2 separate regions of the Homo sapiens genome follow, and region 2 is linked to region 1. Evidence: chromatin contacts called from ENCODE Hi-C or POLR2A ChIA-PET data. All regions are on one chromosome and are shown on one strand. The core of a region is the stretch at or near the end of the contact, and the rest is flanking DNA. Distances in the headings are between cores, read along the strand shown. Region 1 has its middle 17 kb from the start of LINC02815. Region 2 has its middle 43 kb from the start of TMEM78.

Region 1 (5,584 bases), core at 1,630-4,129:
CCGCTTACCTGATTTAAAATATGTGAGATGTTCCTTGGGCTGGTTGGTCTGAGGACCTGAGGTCATAAGTGGATCTTTCTCACAGAGCAAAGAACAGGAGTACAGGGGACTGATCTCCCAAGGGAGGTCCCCTGATCCGAGTCACAGCACCAAATTTCATGCGCATCTGTGTGAAGAGACACCAAACAGGCTTTGTGTGAGCAACAAAAAACGGCACCAAATTTCATGCGTGTCCGTGTGAAGAGACCACCAAACAGGCTTTGTGTGAGCAACATGGCTGTTTATTTCACCTGGGCGCAGGCGGGCTGAGTCCAAAAAGAGAGTCAGCGAAGGGAGATAAGGGTGGGGCTGTTTTATAGGATTAGGGTAGGTAAAGGAAAATTACAGTCAAAGGGGGTTTGTTCTCTGGCAGGCAGGAGTGGGGGTCGCAAGGTGCTCAGTGAGGGTGGTTTTTGAGCCAGGATGAGCCAGGAAAAGGACTTTCACAAGGTAATGTCATCACTTAAGGCAAGGACCAGCCATTTACACTTCTTTTGTGGTGGAATGTCATCAGTTAAGGTGGGGCAGGGCATATTCACTTCTTTTGTGATTCTTCAGTTACTTCAGGCCATCTGGGCGCATATACGTGCAAGTCACAGGGGGATGCGATGGCTTGGCTTGGGCTCAGAGGCCTGACATTCTTGTTGCCCAGGCTGGAGTAAAATGGTGTAATCTCGGCTCACTGCAACCTCCACCTACTGGGTTCAAGCGATTCTCTTGCCTCAGCCTCCCGAGTAGCTGGGATTACAGGTGCCCGCCACCACGCCCGGGTATTTTTTTGTATTATTGGTAGAGACAGGGTTTCACCATGTTGGCCAGGCTGGTGTTGAACTCCTGACCTCAGGTAATCCACCCACCTTGGCTTCCCAAAGTGTTGAGATTACAGGCGTGAGCCATCGTGCCTGGCTGAAGCTGGTTTTTTGAATTATCCATGTCCTTTCCACCACCCCCACTTGTTGCTCCCAGTGTGGGGTCTGTCTTGTAGCCCACTGAAGCCCCCTTCACTGACCAGCACTCCCTTCTTCCTCTCCTGGAAGCATACTCCCCCAGAACTTTAAAGCTATTTCCTGATTGTTTGAAAGGACAGTGGATTAGTGTGACCAACCCATTAGAGGGCCTCAAGGATGGAGTTCACTTTGAAGTCATAAGACCTTTCTCATTTAAACTCTGGGTGTGTGTTTGTGCAAATGTCAGCTGAATTGATATGGTGAACACCCCTCCATGGGGTCACCCCTTTATAGCTCTGAAGGGATAGCTGCCCAGCTCAGTGGGTTCTCCCTTCGTGCTCTCATATCAAACGGCAGGAACAAAAGGATCATAAATCAATGTTTTCAGAGAGGGCCAAGGTCTTTGTGTCCAAGTAATCTCGAGTGCCAGCACAGAGTGCCCTGCCCTGGGCCTTGGGCTGAGTCCCGGCAGCCTTGTGGTCCATGTGGGTCATTTACACTCTCTGACCCCTGGATGGAGAGGGTACTGACACCTCCTCTTCTGCACTGGACATTGGGGGGTCTGCATGAAGTCAGGCATGGGAAATGTGCTGTGCAAACCTGCCCTAAAGATGTCTGGCCCCTTAAATAAGAGACTTGTTACCAGGCCCAGATATGGCCTGGGCTGAGCTTGCTGCAGTGTCTGAAAGTGCAACTGAGATTTCCTTATTCGTGTCTTACAGTTTGTTTTCTGTCTCCAAGCATAATATCCTGTTCTTGTCTCTATCAAATTTCATTCTATTTTTTTTTTTTTTTTGAGGCAGGGTCTCACTCTGCCACCCAGGCTGGAGTGCAGTGGTGCAATCAGAGCTCGCTGCAGCCTTGACCTCCCAGGCTCAAGGGATCCTCCTGCCTCAGCATCCTGAGTCACTGGGACCACAGGTGTGTGCCACAATACCTGGCTAATTTTTAAAATTTAAAAAAATTTTTGTAGAGATGGGGTCGCCTTATATTGCTCAGGTTGGTCTTGAACTCCTGGCCTCCAGTGATCTTCCCATCTTGACCTCCCAAAGTGTTGGGAGCCACTGCACCCAGTCAAATTTCTTTCTTAATGGTTTCTGCTTCTCTAGCATATTACAGATGAATTTCAATTTAATCCATTACTTTCCTGGGTTGTCCTTTTCCTAGTATTTTGTCATCTACATGCCTAAGGAAACTATTATCTACCATGTTACCTGGAACCTTCATACAAATTGTTGAATGAACCCGCCCCCAATGCACAAAGCTATTGAACATAACTTTCGTAGTCCTGCAAAGCTGATACAGATCTCAGAAGAGAAACGCTTGAATGTACTGACCCAAATGGCTACTGATCTATTATGCAAAAACCTAAAAGTACTAGCAGTTAAATCTGGCTCTCATAGTCTTCTCACAGGCAAATATTGCTCATTCTGAAAAGCTTATCTGAAGAAAGAATTGGTTCTTGATGCTCTGAAGTATACTGGTCTCTCTTATTTGAGTTGGATGAATTGCTGCCATTTTGGAATCTGCACTGTGTGTGGGCTGGGCATGTGGGAGTTACCTGTTCCCCTCCCCAGGGTCTTTCCCTCCCCTCCCCTCTCTGCCCTACCTGGGCCATCTCTCTTCCCTCAATCATCTCCCTACCCACCTTTGGAGGACCATTTCCTCTTAGTGACTGATAATGAAATTCCTGAACACAGGTCAGGATGCCAGGGATTTTAACAGTCGAGACTCATCCAAGGAGAAGACACTGAGAAAGCAGCAGGCACACCTGTGTTCAGATAAGCTGACTTTCCTGTGTTTTGTGTTTGTTCCATCTGTCACCATGGGAACAATGGCAGTGCACCTGTCCCACTTGGCAGGGACTTCAGTTGGACCCATTCCACAACCCATAGCTCGGGACTCAAACTGCCACGGAGGAGTCAAGAGACCTGCATGCTGCCCACCTGTCTTGGGTGTGGCCTCGAATAAACTTTAGCTTTTCTGAGCCTTACATGTTTTCTATGTTTAAAAGATGAAAAACAAATCTAGACCTCTACCTATGCCTATTGACTCTGGTTTAAGCTGATTTATTAAACCCTCTTTTGATCCAGACTGATGATTTAAGGTTTTTTTTTCTTTTTTTGAGATGGAATCTCACTCTGTTGCCCAGGCTGGATTGCAGTGGCATGATCTTGGCTCACCACAACCTCTGCCTCTGGGGTTCAAGCAATTCTCCTCCCTCGGCCTCCTGAGTAGCTGGGATTATAGGCACCCGCCACCACTCCCAGCTAATTTTTGTATTTTTAGTAGAGACGGGGTTTCTCCATGTTGGCCAGGCTGCTCTTGAACTCCTGACCTTAGGGGATCTGCCCTCCTCGGCCTCCCAAAGTGCTGGGATTACAGGTGTGAGCCACTGCACCCAGCCTCAAGTTTCATGATAAATCATTAGCAGTGTGATTGCAAGACCCCACTCTTCCCTCTCTTCCCAGTTATTTGCCCTCAGAGAATCTCTAATGAATTTGACGTGAGGTAAAAGTTGGGACTGTTGGGACTCATTTGACCATTTCCCGAATGTGTTTTCCAGCACAGGAGTGGAAGGGATGGCCCTGAGTCTGGTGTCTCAGCCCTTCTCAAGGTCCCATGAGAGTGAGAGGAGCAGTTCAGGCCTCAGAGAGATTCTGCCTGAGCTCTGAGCTGCAGTTTTGGGACATGTGGGCCTTGTACAGGTAAGTGAGTGCGTTTAGCAGTGCAAGTGCAAAATACAGGAAAACGGGTCCTTTGATATTTCTAAAAATACGTCCCATAAGAATTCTAGTGTTTTATTAATATTAACCACCTGGAGAAGAGGGTGGTTGCTTGGTGGTTCCTGGAATTTGTTTCATCTCTCGAATTCCTGTTTGCATCATGGAACCTGTGTGCTGCTGAGACTGTGCTGGCACTGGAGATTACTTGGACACAAAGACCTTGGCCCTCTCTGAAAACATTGATTTATGATCCTTTTGTTCCTGCCGTTTGATATGAGAGCACGAAGGGAGAACTCACCCTGGGAGCTGCATGCATGGCTGGCTGTCTTGGCCTCCCAAGATATAAGTCCCTGAAGCAAATGGACTTAAATCATGTGGTTCTTTTAAACCTCCTTAAGTGTCTTATTGAAGCTGAATTGTTGTGACAGTGATCCTAAGTCACAAAGTGACTTTCTGGGGAGAGGGCTCTAATGCTGCATGGATTTGGTAAGAAAGGAGAGTCCAGGGAGGCAGGAAGTGCCCTTAGAGGCAGGGGGCAGGGCCAGCCTCCGTGAGGCCCTCAGACACGACAGTGGCCCACGGACCCTGTGCCTCTCAGGCCACACAGGATCAAGGGTGGACTAGAGCCTTGTCGTAGTACTCAGTGATGGTTCCTCTGGCTCTGTCTTCTTCTCTCTGTTGGAACTCAGCTCTCCAAAGGAAGTCTGGGATGCCCCAGGGAAGCTCAGACAGCCTGGAGGATGGGTCCCCGAGGTTCCCGGGCACCTGCCAGCCCCCTCCTCACTCCCGTCTGCTTGGGTGCTGTCAGCTTGCACTAAGGGGACAGCTTGTCCTTGCTGTCTCGTGCAAGGTCCCACGGCTGTCAATGCCCCAGTGAAGGCTGGGGGTTTCCAACCTGGAGGCACTTCCGACACCTGTGCCGAGGCCACCTTCTTTCTGTGGCGGATGCAATGCTCTCAGTGTTCTGAGCGGGTATCAGGGGAGGGTGGTACCTAGCAGGCTGGCCCTCTCTTCTAGGGTGTGAAGGCTAGCATCTCTCAGACTCCTTTACAACCAAAGATCCAGAGGTGACTTAAGAACATGAATTTGATGACTTATGAGGGACTTGCATTCTGAGCAGAGTCAAACAGGGAGAGAGGCAGAGTGTGGGCCCTGGTTTTGCTACTGTGGCTCAAGCATGAGCCTCATTGCTCTACAGCCAGCCACCTTAACAGTGGCTTCTCTGTGCCATCAAGAGCTTACTGGCTGTAGCGGGAACGGCTCCTTGTCATTCTTGGAAAACTGGCCTAGGGTTTGCTTCTTCAGCTCTCCTGTGAATTCTGTTGACCAATTACTGTCCCTGGAGAAATCTCACTGGGCTTGAATTCGCTGGAGTAGATGCTGTGCTGTATGATAAAGCTCTGTCTGGTAGAAGGGGTGTGGGGGAATTGTTCCAAAACATGCATACAAAGTGGTTCATTGGTCATTTTGTTCCATGGCAAGGGAAAGGGGAAACATAAAGTATTAAAGGCTTAGTATAGACAGACAGGCTGGCAAGGGAGATGTGGAGACAGTCAGACAGCCAGTTGGAAGGTCCCTGGAGAACTCAGAGCTCCATGTGTCATTGATGTCTGTGAGCAAACCTTGACCCCTGCCCCTCTGGCTCATGCTGGCTCTGAGAGTTGACGGGAGAGGCTTCTTGCCTGTGAATATCCTTGCTGCCTGTGCCCATGACTTCTGCCAGCTGTGGCTGTGTCTTTCTTGCAGGCATTGGGATATGTTCCCTATTATTAATCAATTTTGTTAGACACAAAATTCAAGAGAATGTCACCAGTTCTTGAGAGTCTCATCTCTGGCTGAACTAGGTTCTCTCCCAGGTGCTTGACTCCTCTG
Region 2 (5,604 bases), core at 2,643-5,142, 33 kb before region 1:
TCCTGCCTCAGCCTTCTGAGTATCTGGGACTACAGGTGCCCGCCACCACGCCCAGCTAGTATTTTTGTATTTTTAGTAGAGATGGGGTTTCACCATGTTAGCCAGGATGGTCTTGATCCTCTGACCTCATGATCTGCCTGCCTTGGTCTCCCAAAGTGCTGGGATTACACGCATGAGCCACCGAGCTTGGCCTCACTTTTCCATTTTTTTTTTTTGTAGTTTTCCTCAGATAGATCTTGCACATATTTTGTTAGATTTGTACCTAAGTGTTACATTTTGGAGGGTGCTAATTGCTGGGAAGTTTTTCACATGGCCTCAGACTGACCCAGTTCTTCCCCCTTTCTTGTTTGGAGTTCTCAATGCTGGGAGTTCTTATGCTGGGAGTACAACATGCCAAGATGAGGAGGAGCTGGTTGGAACAGTCAGGCTTCGTTCCTGTTCCCCCTAAGAGCAGGATGTCCTTCAGTGCCTTAGTCTAGCATGTTGTGTTCCCTTGGGGAGGATAAAACCCAAGGTAGGCTGCTTTCTGGGGTTCCTTGGCTGTGGTGCAAGTGGGGTCACGTGCAGTCGAGTCTTCATCTACCCTGGGCAGCTTTTCTGAGCTTTGGGGGACTGGCTTGTCATGAATCCTAGGCTTCTGTTGTCCCTTACTGCCTATCTGTGAGTAATAAACCTGTTTTGTGTAACTTGCATGCATGAGTGTTCTGTCTCACTGGACTTGGGCAAATAATCATTGCACAGTAAACTTGCTTCACAGTACTATAAACAGTATTATGTTTTTAATATCAAATTCCACTTGTTTATTGCTGAGTCATAGGAAAGCAATTGACTTTTGTATATTAATCTTGTATCTTGCAACCTTGCTATAGTTGGGTTTTAGTTTCAGATTTTTGTTGTTTCTGTTCTTTCAGATTTTCTACACAGACATCACGTCATCTGCAAGCAAAACCAGTTTTATTTCTTTCTTCTTATTCTTATACTTTTTATTTCCTTTTTTTTCTTGTTGCATTAACTAGGACTTCCAGTATGATATTGAAAAGGAGTGGTGACAGGAGATCCATTATTTTTAAAATGAAGACTATGATAGGCTCTACCTAATAAGACTCTTTTGAGGCTCAAGGAACTAGCACATGTAAAGTGCTTAGATGAGACCTGGAACTTAGTAAGTGTTAGGTAAATGTTTGTTAAATAAATAAATTACTTAGAACTCCCTGTGTCTAGATAATTCCTAGACTTGGTGACTTCACTATGTCCAACTGCAGGCAGGGTGCTCCAGTCAGGTAAGAGAGCTGGGGACAAGGGAGTTAGGTCTGATAAGCTATCCTGCCCAACTGGTTCCTTGCTAGACCTATGCGCCACAAGGAGGGGAAATGACCCAGACTCATTATGGAAACTCTCTTCGTTGTTTCCAATTAGAGGTGAGAATGGAAGCCAGAGCTCCTTTCTTCACTTAATTTTATTTTCTTTTCTTTTCATTTTTTCGAGATGGGGTCTTTCTCTGTTGCCCAGGCTGGAGTGCAGTGGCACAATTATAGCTCACTGCAGCCTCAAACTCCTGACGTCAAGCAATCTTCCCACCTTGGCTTCCTGGAATTTGTCTTTTGGCCACAATCAAGAGACTTGGAAAGTGGTTGAAGAGTCTTGCTCATTTAAGGAAAACTCTTTAGGAAGGACTTGTAGATGACATGGTAGAATCTTTAGAAGGCTGGAGTTCATCCTTAATTTGCATTGTCACTGGGCAACCATCAGCATTGCATTGACACTCGGCAAGTGTGTGCCACCTCTGCTGCTGGGGAATTGAGAGTGTAATAAATTAGAATTATTATGTGTAGAACCATATAGAATTCAGCAAAATACCTTTACATGAGTGCCATTCACAGTCCAGTACACTGAAGATGGCAGTGATTTCCTGTGGTTTTAGTAGGGGTCTGACCAGGAATTAATTGCTGCAGCATCTCCATAGAAAAAACATCATGACCTAGATCCTTGGCACTTCCAGTGCCTGCTGGCTGGATCCGACAGTCCATGATGAAGTTCCTTCCAGAGGCTGAAGTGGAGCCAACATTGAGAACAGAATTGAATTATCCTGGTCAAGGAGAGGACAAGATCAATGTTTGATATTCATGCTCTGATAGATGGGAGGGAAAGGCTGTTCTTCTGTGGCACCCAGCATGCAACATTCTGCCCTGGGAAAAGCTGTAACGTGGTGATCTTGCACTGTGTGTTGTTATTCTCTGCAGCAGAAACTAATGTCTGCCTAGAGGGAGGAGCAGGGCCACAGCTGAGTGTCTGAGGAGACTTGCTGCTCATTCAGCCAGTCTACCTTGGAAGTTCACCTGGTGGGCTGCAGAGCTCCTGTCCACATGCGCTTAGTGATTTGCATCCTCCCTCTCTCTCTCTCTCTTTCTCTCGCTCTCACTCTTTTAGAGACAGAGTCTTGCTCCATCACCCAGGCCGGAGTGTAGTGGTACAATCATAGCTCTCTGTCATCTTGAACTCCTGGATTCAAGTGATTCTACTGCCTCAGCCTTCTGAGTAGCTGACACTACAGGCATATGCCACCACGCCTGGCCGATTTTCTAGATTTTTTGTAGAGATGAGAGTCTTGCTATGTTGCCCAGGCTGGTTTCGAACTCCTGGCCTCACGCAATTCTCCTGCCTTGGCCTACATGTTCTCTTAAATTCAGGTTAACAGGCCAGCTGAGGGTCAGTGTACCTCCTATGCAGCATTGAGTCTGTGATTGATGCTCAGTGAAGGGGTGAAGGTTGGTTGTTTGAAATGATAAACCCTGGCTGTTCCTGGCAATGGTTCCAGTGAGAGCTGCTCAGGGTCCAGAGAGAAGAGGGGCAGATGCCCTGTAAGAAATCTGCACTGCTGCCAGGCCTGCACTGTGAGAGCCTCTCATGCCCCATCTCTTGGTGTAGGAAGCATCTCACTGGCTTCCTTCTTCAGCTCATCAAGGTGGAGGGCCTGGTGGGCACTTATGTCAACCACAGAATGCTGAGGAGGGCTGTCCACCTACCTTTTGAGTTATGGAATTCAGAGCCAGGCTCAAGACTTGGCGAAGGGTCTGAGCATATTGGCCACTGCAGGAGTGTGCCAGGAGGGGATGCTTAGGGTTGGGGGTTGAGGTGAGTGAAGACCTTGGGGAAATTCAGCCAAAGACGATAAGGAGGAGGGAAGGGGACACTTGGTTCAGACCATCTAAAGGGCTCTCTCCTGCTGCTGATGCAGAGGCCAGGGGACGCACCAGCGACTGCAGCTCGCCCAGCTGGCCCTCTGGTTGGTGCATGGCCGCCACTCACATGTCAGCAACAGTGACAGAAGTGTGGAAGGGGAGCTGTTCGCAAGTCATGGTTTACCCATAATTGCTGCAAAGTGGGAGAGCCCTGAGTGGCTCTCCATCCAGTCCCAGCCTGGCTTGGAAACAGGATTTGTGCTCCCCAGGGAGGCTGGGTGATAGAGCGTTAAGGAGCAACCGTTGCTCCATCTCTGGATTTGAGGTAATGTAGCAGAAAAGAAGCCAGACAGGCCCAAGCTGAAATCGCAATTCCAGCACTGAGCATTTGTGTTGTCTTGAAAGTTCTTCTCCAGCTATCAGAATCCTCATCTGTGGGAAAAAAAAGAGGCACTACTTCATTGCTTGGGTGACGGCTATGACAGAGCCTGTGTGCTCAGGACAGTGGGGAGTAAACGGGGCTCTTACGGTGGAGGAGAGCCCCTAAGCCGGCTGCCAGCATTTCTGTGTCTCCACTGAGCAAGGAGTTAAGCTTCTCAAGTAGTAAGCCTCTAAGAGACACATTTATAGAGGCAGAAGGTACTCAGATATACACGTGCCAAATGTGAGGGCATGCTTGAGTGTGAGCAGCGCTGTAAATTGAAAACAGCCTTGCAGCAAAGCATGACTAATTATAGGACTTGGGAACCTTACCAAAGCTCCTTCGTAGCATTCAGATGATTGTGTTAAAGAGAGCATTCTAGAATTTTCAGCTGAGTTTCAGAGGCTGAGTGCGACATGCCGTCACTTTGTCCTTATGGTTTGTACCCGCCCGGCCTGAGAGGTGCTGTATTTGCACATTTCAGCCCCCTGAGCACTGACGGGTGGTGAATATGGAGCAGTGGGGCCCAGGCTGCACTCTCTACTTCGTTTCTCCTTCACCCTGGGCAAAAAGCTAGCAGGCTTTCCTGTTTCCGAGCTGACTGTGTGATCTGAGCTGACTCTGTGAGCATTGTTTTGTTCCTTTGAGTGGCATAAGCTGGTGGGGGGCTGGCAGGGGAGTTGTACTGGTGACTGGGTAAGGGGCTCAGAGGGAGGGGAAAGGCAGAGAGAGTGGGAGAACTGCAGTGTTTGATCATGGAGCCCCTTCGTCACCCACCAGGCAGTGCCCCCCCTCCACCCACTCCTTCCTCTCCCAAAAGGCCCTGGCTGGGGCTTATCTCTGCACTGCTTCTCTGGAATGACGTTGCCTCGTTTTGTCCTCAAGTTAAATGAAAGGTACACATCCAGCACACATATCCCTGGTGGGTTTTCTGGTGTCCAGACCTAATGCCACACTAAACAGAAGTATATTTTTTGGTTATAAAAGTCCAGGAATTTTTTTCTTTACTCCTTTCCCACTTCTCTCAAGTGTAGGGAGCCCCCATATGTGCCAGAGAAGAGAAATGTCTCCAGTTCCCCAGGCCGCTGACTCAGTGAAGTTCTGGCTGGCACATTGCTTGGATGGAAAACAGTGTGTTCCACATACAACCTTTGTAAGAAGTGTGACCCCCACGCTGGTGGGGCCCCACTGTCCTGGAGAAACTTATGACGTTCACATGGGCAATTCTGAGTCTGTGTTCTTGGATAAGTGGTCCTCCGCTCTGCCCGAGGCCAGCACCAGGAAGCCACCTCGCCACAGTCTCCTGCAGGCACTCTCTGCTGTCCTGTTATGGACTGGAGGAACCCTCAGCACCCCTGAAGAGCATTTGTCTGGGACAGACACCACCCTGAAGCCAGTTGCTGTTTATTGAGCACCAACTTTGTGCTTGGGACTCAGGCAAGTGACCTCCTCTAGTCCTGGCAACCGCTTTGTCAGGGAGACCCTGTTAGGCTCATTTTACAGTGTGGAAGCTGGAGTTCACACAGGCATGCTAACTTGCTCCAGATCATGCAACTGGCCCTAAAACACGCTTCTCCTGCAATACTGTCCTGCACACAGGCCCCTGTCGGGGGCACAGGCCTGGGTGGGGCAGCAGGCCGCAGAGTTAATGCACAACGTGAAGTGGGAGTCGTTGGATCAGCAGCCCAGAAAATACTGGAAGAGCCACAGCTTAGACCTGTGTGCCTCCTTTTTTTGCTTTCTGCTTTTAAAATCTGTATCCTGAGGCTCACAGTTCTCACCCTAGAATCAATGCGACTGGGAAGTTTTTCTGCTCCAGGCTGTCCTTTCTCACGGACAAAATGGGGGTAATAAAAACAACAGCAGGAATCTCTGAAAGTTATGCAGCATTAATGTCCAGAAAATATTTACTGTTTTGGCAAGACTACTAATTGAGGGGCTTTTATATGCTGGTAAAAGTAAAATGCACAAAACCCCAAGATACCCACAAGCTGTGTGTATAAT

The links. Hi-C counts contacts between places; a loop is a spot of excess contacts on that map. ChIA-PET counts read pairs that join two places held with the same protein, here RNA polymerase II (POLR2A).
Region 2: a loop to region 1 is called in a map of posterior vena cava, with 9 times the contacts of the local background. The contact joins two enhancer-like sites. A Hi-C loop is called at or near these places in 2 of 168 maps with a recorded cell type or tissue (GM11168 and posterior vena cava). POLR2A ChIA-PET finds 5 or more read pairs at or near these places in 1 of 52 experiments (HepG2).

What each region holds. Positions count from the first base shown.
Region 1 is chr1:229,169,351-229,174,934 of GRCh38, reverse strand. No RefSeq gene overlaps it. Among named protein-coding and RNA genes, the nearest start is that of LINC02815, 17 kb to the right of the region's middle. RefSeq lists an enhancer at 427-991. Within about 2 kb of position 2,879, at least 3 of the 41 ENCODE cell types and tissues checked have a DNase peak (open chromatin) inside an H3K27ac peak, as active enhancers do.
Region 2 is chr1:229,203,818-229,209,421 of GRCh38, reverse strand. No RefSeq gene overlaps it. Among named protein-coding and RNA genes, the nearest start is that of TMEM78, 43 kb to the left of the region's middle. RefSeq lists enhancers at 3,187-3,794, 5,597-5,604. Within about 2 kb of position 3,892, at least 6 of the 41 ENCODE cell types and tissues checked have a DNase peak (open chromatin) inside an H3K27ac peak, as active enhancers do.